Linked DNA regions of Homo sapiens: region 1 is linked to region 2. A link is an interaction called in ENCODE POLR2A ChIA-PET data of the cell type or tissue named here. Cell type or tissue: IMR-90. All regions are shown on one strand. Links, peaks and the distances in the headings refer to the core of each region. The heading gives the core; the rest is flanking DNA. Region 1 has its middle 23 kb from the start of ZNF503-AS1. Region 2 has its middle 19 kb from the start of ZNF503-AS2.

Evidence for each region. Peaks named below come from ENCODE experiments on the same cell type or tissue, not always from the same donor. Only the 100,000 strongest peaks of a DNase experiment are listed, where the experiment ranks them.
Region 1: POLR2A ChIA-PET joins it to region 2 with 6 read pairs; 4 of 35 experiments call an interaction of 5 or more read pairs at or near these places.

What each region holds. Positions count from the first base shown.
Region 1 is chr10:75,270,923-75,276,296 of GRCh38, reverse strand. It overlaps the pseudogene HMGA1P5. Among named protein-coding and RNA genes, the nearest start is that of ZNF503-AS1, 23 kb to the left of the region's middle. In IMR-90, for the core only: no CTCF peak of the experiment used is centred there; no DNase peak of the experiment used is centred there.
Region 2 is chr10:75,380,039-75,385,412 of GRCh38, reverse strand. It overlaps a transcript of ZNF503 not described here and the pseudogene SPA17P1. Among named protein-coding and RNA genes, the nearest start is that of ZNF503-AS2, 19 kb to the left of the region's middle. RefSeq lists an enhancer at 1,730-2,929. In IMR-90, for the core only: no CTCF peak of the experiment used is centred there; no DNase peak of the experiment used is centred there; H3K27ac peaks cover 194 bases.

The DNA of each region.
Region 1 (5,374 bases), core at 312-5,311, 110 kb after region 2:
CCTGCCCTCTCACCACCACCCCCTGCGCCGCGCAGCAGCCGCTGCAGGGCCCCTGCCGGTCGACTGGGGAGCAGTTCTCTGGCCTCAGCTCCCAGCCACCCCGCCAACCCATGCACACACTTGCGCCACACCTTGCGTCCCACTTAGCCACACCCTGCCCCTCCTGCGTCCCCACGCGCATGTCGGTACGGACATTGCTCTCTGGGCTTTTGGTTTGGGGACCCCCCGCTCTGCTTCTCCACTGTTCCCTTTGGTTTCCCAGAGAGGGGCCTGGGAGGGTTCCCTGGCCTTAAAAGGAGCCCAAGCCCCTCTTATTCTGGCGTACCCTACTCCACTGCCCTGGCAGCAACAGGTGTGGCCAGTGGAGGGGGACGCTTGGCCCCCAGGATGCTCCCAGCCAACTTGTGTCTTTGTCACCACGTGGAGCTCACACCTATTTTTCTTCCTTCCCTCCTTTTGCTAGTCCCTGCACTCCTTTGCACGGCCTGCTTTGGGGTACAGAAAGGAAGGCAGGAGGGGTTTGAGCCACCTACCCTTCTTCACAGGGGCCCCAGCCCCCTTGCCCTCAGTCTGGGATCCGAGTCTCTATTGCAGTGATGCAGATGCAGGGTCACCTATTGTCCAGGTGAGGCCCAGGCTGCCTGTGGCAGCCACCTGAGGTGAGCTGGGGCTGTGCCCCAACCCTACCTGCTTCCACCACTCAGCCTGTTTCTCCCTCCTCAGATGGGGTGCCAATAACAAAGAGCTCGGCCTTCGAGAGCGCCACCCCCAGGCTCCCGTTCACAAACTACCTCTGGACAGTTGTTTTTTGTTCAGTGTTTCATTCTTAACATCTATCACGGCTGCTGCTCCCAGAACCGAATGTCCATCCTCATTACCTCTTATTCTGCTCACATTCCCCTCCCCCAAGATAGTCTTCTCAGGCAAGAGGGGCTGCATGTGTCAGGCTGCTTATGAACCACCTCAGTCCCAGGGAAGATGGGCCCGGACCCTCAGATGCTGCAGCAGAGTGACAAAGGGGACTGAACTGAACATAGCAGGTACAGGAGCTGCCTTCCCCTGTTCTGCCAGGGTGTGAGTAGGTCCCAGGCCAGGGACCCCCTCTGGTTTCCTATTTGCAGTTACTTGAATTTTTAAAATATCCTTTTCTGGAAAAAAAAAGGATACAACCACTTTGGAAAACAATTTAACAGTGTCTTTAAATGTACATCTAACAGGCTGGACATGGTGGTGCACACCTGTAATCCCAGTTTCTTGGGAGGCTGAGGCAGGAGAATCTCTTGAACCTGGGAGGCAGAGGCTGCAGTAAGCCAAGATCACACTACTGCACTCCAGCCTGAGTGACAGAGCAAGACTCCATCTCGAAAAAAAAAAAAAAAAAAAAAAAAATATATATATATATATATATAATGATCCAGTCCACTGGTAGATATTTGCCTAAGAGAAATGAAAACTTATGTTCTCACAAAGATTTGTAGATGAATGTTTATAGCAGCTTTATTTGTAATAGACAAAAACTGGGAACAACCCAAATTTCCGTCAACAGATGAATGAATAAATATGTGTGAAAAGAACAAAGTGCCAAAGAGATATTTGTACACCCATGTCCAGAGCAGCATTATTCACATAGCCAAAAAGTGGCAGCACCCCAGGTGTCCACTCACAGATAAATGGATAAGAAAAATGTGGTGTATATATATATATATAATGGAATATTATTTAGCCTTAAAAAGGAAAGAAGTTCTGACACATGCCACAGCACAGATGAACCTGGAAGGCATTATGCTAAGTGAAATAAGCCAGACACAAAAAGACAAATACTGCATGATTCCACTTTTCTGAGGGACCTAGAGTAGTCAAATTCAGAGAGACAGAAAGTAGAATGGTGGTTGCTGGGGCTGGGGGGAAGGAGGACAGTGAGTTATCATTTAATGGGTTTAATCAGTTTTGCAAGAGGAAAAGAGTTATGTGGATAAATGGTGGCAATGGTTATACAAGAGTGTGGATATATTTAAGTGTATTAGACTAGACACTTAAAATGTTAAGATGGTAAATTTTATATTATCCGTATTTTACCACAATTAGCCCTCCACTGACCAGGCACAGTGGCTCATGCCTGTAATCCCAACACTTCGGGAAGCCGAGGCAGGCGGATCACCTAAGGTTGGGAGTTCGCAACCAGCCTGACCAACATGGAGAAACCCTGTCTCTACTAAAAATACAAAATTAGCCAGGCGTGGTGGTGCATGCCTGCAATCCCAGCTACTTGGGAGGCTGAGGCAGAAGAATCGCTTGAACCTGGGAGGCGGAGGTTGTGGTGAGCCAAGATTGTGCCATTGCACTCCAGCCTGGGCAACAAGAGCAAAACTCCATCTCAAAAAAAAAAAAAAAAAAATAGCCCTCCACGGCAGACATTTATGCTGCAAATGAGTTAGAGGAAAGTTAAGAAGTATTTTACACCAAAAAAAAATTTTTTTTGGCTGCGCGTGGTGACTCACACCTGTAATCCCAGCACTTTGAGAGGCTGAGGTGGGCAAATCACTTGAGATCAGGAGTTCAAGACCAGCCTGGCCAACATGGTGAAACCCCACTCTACTAAAAATACAAAAATTAGCCAGGCAGTGGTGCATGCCTGTAATCCCAGCTACTTGGGAGGTTGAGGCAGGAGAATCATTTGAACCCAGGAGGCAGAGGTTGCAGGGTTGCAATGAGTGTAGATCACACCATTGCACTCCAGCCCGGGCGAAAAAGCAAGACTCTGTCAAAAAAAAAAAAAAAATTAAATGCCGGGGAAAAAAGAGATTTCTTAGACCCTGAAAGAACCTAGACAGCTTCCTGGAGGAGGTGTCATTTGATTGAGATTCAGGAAGGAGAATAGGATTTACCTTGAGAACAGGAATTGGGTATCCCAGGCAAAGGACAGCTTGAGCAAAGGCCAGGAGGCTGGAGTGAACACTCTCCAGCCCAATCCAACCTCCTGGGGTCAGAGAGCTGGCATCCGAGGAACACCCTGAGTTGGGGGTATGAAGTTGAGAAGTAGATGGGGCCTACCCTCGAGGGCCTCCCAGCCTCCGCTGGAGAAGAGAGACATTTGTAAACATCACTCCCAACTAAGCCAGACCCACAGCGCCACAGCTCCATCATGATGGCCACTCGGGAAGGGAGAGACTTGAGGTCAGCTCTGGACAGTCATCAAAAAATAAACATGTCCCTGGACATTCAGGAAACGCCCAGCCGAAACTGTGTCCAGGCGGGGCTGTTTGCTTATTTGTGACTTTCCTGCTTTCCATCACCCTGTCAGTGGCCACCCTACCCCCATCCTCACTCTGATGCCCAGTCCAGCCTGGCCTCAGTCATTGGCTTCAGAAAAAAACCAGTTCCTATGGCCAGACATGGTGGCTTATGCCTGTAATCCTAGCACTTTGGGAGGCTGAGGCAGGAGGATCAATTGAGCTCAGAAGTTCAAGACCAGCTTGGGCAACATAGAGAGAACTCATCTCTTAAAAATAAAAAGAAAAAGAAAACCGGTTCCTGAGAAGACAGGCAGGAGAGGAAGCAGCACAGTACGTGTGGGGTCGGTGGGTGAGTGTTGTGTCAGTGCATTTGCACACACATAGGTCTGGCCATGTGTGTGATGGAATGCAGGTGTGTTTGCCCACATGTGCAGGCATGGGTCTGTGTGTACGTGTGTGCACAAGTGTGTGTCGTACTATGGTAGGTGGGGGTCTGGATGAAGCAGTGTGGACTCTGGGCCCAGCTGGACTGGGTTGAAATCTAACTCCAACAAGTTACTTTGCCTTTCTCTGCCTCAGTTTCTACATTTGCTAAATGGAGAAAATAATATTACTGGTCTCACAGCTGTTGTAAGGATTGAAATGATTCAAGAAGGCATTTGATCAATGGTGCTGGTGCACAGAAAGTGCTTAATAAGTGTTAGCATTAACATTTGTCATGTATCCATGTGCATATGCGTGAGAGAGATGGGATGTGTATGCGTGTGTGCACACATGTGGGTTATGAGTACGGACATGTGGGCAGCTTTGCAGAGACTGCATGAGCACCTCGAGGGTACATGTGCTGGGATTCTGGAAACAGCTGCCACAAGCAGCCTGGTGCCCTCCAAGGAGCCCAGGACAACCCTCACCATAGAGGAAAGCCAGTTCTTTGGGCAGCCTCCTTCCCCGCAGCCCTCTGCCCTGAGGAGGAGGCCCCAAGCGTTGGTCTGATTTCTTCTTTCTTTGGGCTGCTCAAGTCTTTTGTTGTCTTTCCATTTCCTCAGGCTGCAAGAGTGTGGAGATTTTTTTCTATCAAAGGCCAGTGACCTCCAAAAGAAATCAAGCAGGGGTTATATGCAAAAATCAACTTAATCTGGGGTCTGTTTTTCCTTGAAAAATAACAAAGGAACTCAACTCCTCTGCTTTTTAAATCAAGAACAGTAAATGGCACCAATGCTTAAAAAAAAAAAAGTTCTCATATTATATATTATGTGAAATTGCTTTATAAAGGGTAAAGCACTTTACAGATGTGAGGAAGTCTTATCCTTTCAGAGGCAAAGCGCACCCCACCAGGGCAAGGGAGGAGCCAGTAAAGGGGGAAAGAGAGATTAAAAGGAAAAGCCATCAGCCTGGTACTGGGTGGTTCGTCGGGTATCCAACCTTCAATACTGATAAACAGACAACCATGTTGAACTGCTCTGATTCACAAACCTTTAGAATTTAAATTCTAGATGGGGGGCCGGGCGTGGTGGCTCACGCCTGTAATCCCAGCACTTTGAGAGGCCGAGGCAGGCAGATCACGAGGTCAGGAGATTGAGACCATCCTGGCTAACATGGTGAAACCTCGTCTCTACTAAAAATACAAAAAATTAGCCGGGTGAGGTGGCGGGTGCCTGTAGTCCCAGCTACTTGGGAGGCTGAGGCAGGAGACTGGCGTGAACCCGGGGGGCGGAGCCTGCAGTGAGCCAAGATCACGCCACTGCACTCCAGCCTGGGCGACAGAGCGAGACTCCATCTCAAACAAAAAAAAAAAAAAAAAAAGAATTTAAATTCTAGATGGAAACACAGTGGGCTTTGGACTCAGGCTGGCCTGGATTCAAGTCCCAGCTTTGCTGTCACCAGCAAGGCCACTGCATTAAACACTGTGTCCCTGGAGTTGTGCAACCCAGGGACCCGCTGACCAGTTATGTGAATTGAGCTGTAGTTGGATCAGTGGTGACCCCCACAAAAGATATGTCTGTGTCCTAATCCCAGAACCTGTGAATATTACCTTCTATGGTGAAAGATGCGAATAATCAAATGACTTAAGAAGAGTTTATCCTGGTTTATCTATGTGGTTCGTAAATACAATGACAAGTGTCCTTATGAGAGGAGGCAGA
Region 2 (5,374 bases), core at 170-5,169:
CCACTAAGCCTCACCGAAATTGCCAATTTGTGAATAAAATAAAAGTTGGGCTTGTTTTTAAGCCCCTTGATTTGAGACTCTTTTTCTTGTAGCAGTAGATAACTGAGACAGGCCAGTATCACTTTGCCCATCCCAAGAGAATGCTCCCAGCCACACAGAAGAGGGGTGACCTCGGTGACCTTCCTGTGTGTCTCCTGATTGGCCTTTCTCCAGCCATAGCAAGTCCCTCTATCCATGTTTCTGTTTCTCAGCTCACTGCCTTGCTGGCCTCCGGGTCCCTAAGATGGCCACCTCTTTGTCCCTCCCCTAGGCTCTGTCCTTGGCGTGGCCCCATAGAGAACCCCCTTAAAAGGACATTCCCAGCTCCCCATCCCTCATCTATCTCCATCTCGAGAAGGGTGGTCTGGTAGCAGAGAACTGGGAGGATAGCATGGGGTCTCAGCACCAAGGACAGAAAGGTGTCCGAGTTCCCTTTGAGCACCTTTGTGAGGAACAACATCAGACTTGGAGAGGCAGAGGGATGAAGGTCAGCGAGGAAGACTCAAGACCAATGGGTAGTCCCAGGGGGCTGGGGACAGGGAGGTAGCCAGAGGCATCACCTCCTGTGGGGACAAGAGACCTCAGAGGAAAACTGGCTCAAGAGGGAATGTGGCCCCAGTGTGGGGAGTCAGGGTTCCTCAAACTCTGAGCATGACCCCAACCAGGTGGGGGCTTTGGGGAGGTGCACAGGGCTCCATGGCCAGAGCATCATTTGGGTGCTGGGCCGCAGGGCTACAGGGCTGTGTCCCTGCTAGGGGCCTGGCTGGGTAGCTACCCAGCTAGGGGCTAGGAGTGAGGATGTGGCAAGGGAGTTGTGTCCATGTGGCACTTGCCTTGATGTAAGACTGCTACTTGACCTATCTCTGAGTGTGGCATGGGGCTATCTGTGGGGGCCTGCCTGTGATGAGGGACAAACTTACTTTTGGACAAGCCCAAGTGACACTCTATGTGTTTATGAGTGTGTGCTGGTGCCTGTGTGAGTCCATATGGGAAAGTGTGTACGAGTGTGTGTGTGTTTGTGAATTTGTATGTGATCATATATCTGAGTTCATGAGTTTATGTGTGTGGTGTGAGTCTGTGTGTGCATGTGTGAGATTATCAGTGTGTGTATGCGCATGTGTGTGTGTGTCTGCACCATCACCAGGAGGGAGGGAGAGAGGGGGGCTGGAATCCAGGGCCCTCAGTGTTCTCAGACAGGAGCGCCCACCACACAGAGCAGACCGCATCCCCTGCCCCACACCTCCCAGCACCTGAGCTGAGGCCTGACTTGGGAGCAAGCCCCACAGGCCTTCCAGTTCCCACAGGAGCCAGACTCGTCCTAAACTTCCATCACAGCTCCAGAGCACCTCCTCCTGGAGCCTCTGAGGTCTCCTAATCACCTTTGAAGAATGGACTGATGACTACACACCCTGAGAGTTCAGCACAAGGACAAGTGTCTGCCAGGGCAAGGGTCTGGCCATTGATCAAATAGCTGGCATGCTGATTGACCAATAGATCAATTAAATAGCCAACAGACTGCCAGACCAATGACTGATGGACACAGACTGGCAGCTGCCCTGGTTCAGGACAGGGTTTGTACCTGGTGTCTGTTTATCCCCACTAACTTAGCACAGGGCTGGCTCATTCAGGTTCAGTGAATGGCTGATCAATGAACAGATAGCAAATGAAATGGCGGAGTAAGAAGTATCTGAGCACCTGGCCAAGGGCAGAAGCATGTGACTGGTTAGTTGATTTAACTACCGAAGAGCTGATTGAGTGACTAAGTGACCAGGAGACTGAGCGGCTGAGTCACAAAGTGACTCCAAGATTGCCTGGGTGAGGGTATGACTGGGCGGCCCACAGAGCTCAGGAAATGCTGGGGTCTGAGGGGCAGAGATTGCAGTCACCAAGACATGTTCTGGTGGGATGACCTCTGCCCTGGTCTCCCAGGACCCTGGAGGTCTGAAAATCCTAGAAAAGAAAGCAGAAGTGGGGGGAAACTCAGGCAAGAGGAGCTGGAGCCTTAGAGGAAGAGGATTGGACCTGTGGTAGACATCAGGAGGAATGGGGGCTGAGGAGCACCCTAGAATAGAGTTTTCTGCTCAGAAAATTCTGGTTTTTCCCCAGCCCTAGATGGATGGGTGCTCTGTCAAGAGGCTGCAAGGTGTGTGCTGGGATGGGGAAGAATCCGTTTGAGAAAAATCATGAGGACTCATGTGTAAAAGCCCAACCTTCTCCCAGGTTACACAATGAGGACCATGGGCCCCTCGGGCTTCCAACCCAGTGTCCTGACATCAAGAGCAAGTCAAGAGCTGCAGCCACAGCTGAACCTTCAACCAGAGAATCCAGAGCAGTGTGTTAGGAAGCCTAGGGGAAGAAAGGCAGATATCAGTAAGAAGGATGCAGGCTGGACAGTGCTGGTCCTGAATTGCCCCGGAAGAGAGAGATCATGCATCCCTAGAACATGAGGTCAGAGGAGGAAGTAAGCTGGACCAGCGGCACCAGCTCCCAGAGAAAGAGGAGGCTCCATAGGCAGTTCTTACCAAGAGGATGTCGATTCCATTCTCCAATACCCACTACTGAATTCTGCAAGGATTTGGGAGTCTTCTTAAAGAGCTGACCCACGAGATTCTGAGAGAGCAACCAGATAATATACAGCTTTTGCAGCAGCATATTTTGACAGCTTTCCAGAGAAAAGAGAGAAAACCACTTTTGATCCAGCAGAATGGGGGACTCAGGTAGAAGACTGCTTCTAGAACAGTCATGCATTCGAGGAGCAAGAACCACCTGAGAAATGTGATCCTAAACAAGAAAACTCTCCAATATCTGGGAAGGAGAAAGAGACACCAGTCACCATCTTAGACTCTTCTGAGGAAGATAAGGAAAAAGAAGAGGTTGCTGCTGTCAAAATCCAGGCTGCCTTCTGGGGACACACAGCCAGAGAGGAGGTAAAGAGAATGGAAACAGATAGTCTCCGACATGAGGAAACAGAGGAATACAAGTTGAGGACACTGCTTTTACCTCCAGGAAACATGAAAAATAATCCAAATCCATCAGCCTTGTTGTTGTTCCCATTTTTTCCTTAGTAAGGAAGATTTGATGTTGTGAAATAACATTTGTTGCTGTTGTGAAAATCTGTCATGAGCATTTGTTTAATTAAACATACCACTGAAACATGAAAAAAAAGTATGACTCCCTCATACTTTAAGGGAGTATTTGACTACCACCATTTTGGCTCATGGCTGAACTGAATTATGGGTTTGTTTATTAGAATTAGGTTCTGTAGGCTGGGTGTGGTGGCTCAGGCCTATAATCTCAGCACTTTGGGAGGCCAAGGCAAGTGGATCACTTGAGGTCAAGAGTTCAAGACTAGCCTGGCCAACATGGTAAAACCCTGTCTCTACCAAAACAAATACAAAAATTAGTTGAGCACGGTGGCTTATGCCTGTAGTCTCAGCTACTCGGGAGGCTTAGATGGGAGAATCACTTGAACCCAGGAAGCAGAGGTTGCAGTGAGCAGAGATTGTGCCCAGCCTGAGCCACCAAGTGAGACCGTCTCAAAAAAAAAAAAAAAAAAAAAAAAAAAAAAGAATTAGGTTCTGTGGCAAGTGACAGAAAATGAAAATAACTCTTTATCCATTTGTCCCCCCACTGCACACACACATATACACACAATTGAAATCTGGAGGCAGCCCAGGATTGGCATGGCAAATTCATGAAGTTATCAGAGACTCAAAGTTCTATTTTGTTGCTCCACTATCCTCTTCACATGGTCCATACTGGTTGCATGAGTGCCAGCTATCACATCTCCCTCTCAGCCAACAGGAATAAGAAGAGAAAAGTGTACCCCTTCCCTTTAAGAACACATCCCAGGCCACACACAGTGGCTCATGCCTGTAATCCCAGAACTTTGGAAGTTTGAGGTGGGGGATTCAAAGCTAGGAGCTTGACACCAGCCTGGGCAACATAGTGAGATCTCATCTCTACAAAAATTACCAAAAAAAATTAGCCAGGCATGGTGGCGTGTGCCTGTAGTCCCAGCTACTGGGGAAGTTGAGTACGAGGATTGCTTAATCCTGGGAGGTTGAGGCTGCAGTGACCTGTGATGGCACCACTGCACTTCAGCCTAGACAACAGAGCAAGACCCTGTCTCAAAACAAAACAAAACAAAACAAACAAACAAAAATTACACACGCACATCCCAGAAGTTGCCACAACAGTTCCTCTTACATCTTATTGGCCAGAATTCGGTCACAAGACCCATCTAGCTACAAGAGAGGCTAGATAATGTAGTCTTTATTTTGTTAAAATCAATTACAAATCAGGGTTTCATTACAGGAAAAAGAAGGAATGGAGATTGGAGGGCCTGGATTTCTTTCCAGGTTGGAGTGAGCGTGTGGGATTTTCATAAAGAAACTATAATTTCAGCTGCACTGAATAATTCCCGCGAATGCCATGATGCAATTCGAGGTCTGTATGGCCACTGCCATAAGGGGATCATGATGGGTTCTTTTTAGTGGGTGCAGGCACTTGAGGGCCAAGTCTGAAGTTCAGACATAAAATTGCATGGAACTTTGAAACAATATTACCTCTTCTGCAGAATTTTCAGGGGCCACATTTTTTCCCCTTTGTCTCTTGGTATTTTAGGGACATTCTGAGCTGAGATGCAGAGAAGCCACCTTTGCTCTTTGACATGATTGCATTCTATTTCCAAAGGCGGAATCTCGAGGAAGCAGTTTCATATCCTCTTTGATTTTGCTCAGTGCAAAACCTTACTAAAGTTTCCACTCAAGACCTGGCCTCAGTGCTTCTCATTATTGCTGATCTTAAATCCTTCCCAGACAGGGCCCATTCGGGGTTATGGGCTTTAATTCTGGAGTCAGAAGCAAAAATCCTGAAAATGTGCCCTCCTCACCCTGAGTCATTAGAGCCTGCTTCAGTGGCCTATAGGTACCGTGCTGAGCTCCAGGGCCCCATTGTCTGGGTTCAAACTCCAGCTCTGTAGCTGGCTGGCTCTGTGACCTTGGGCATGTTGCTCCCTGAGCCTCAGTTTCCTCATCTGTAACATAGGATGAGAATAATGGTCCCAACTTCCCAGGGTTATGTAACTGGGGAGAACGGGACCTGGAAGGTGGTAAGCGCTCTAAACCTCTTAGGTATTCCGGAAATGAAGACAGTCATTTCAGGCCTGTGTTAAATCTGCCTCCGCAGTCTTCCAAGGGGTAAGTAGCCCTGCCTTTTCCATCTCTGTTGTTCTTCCCTCTCCCTCATGCACTGAAGGGAGAGTCTCTACTGCCAGGTCAGTCTGGGCACAGGTTTGGCATAGAGTGAGCAGGTCTGGTTCACACACTTCTAT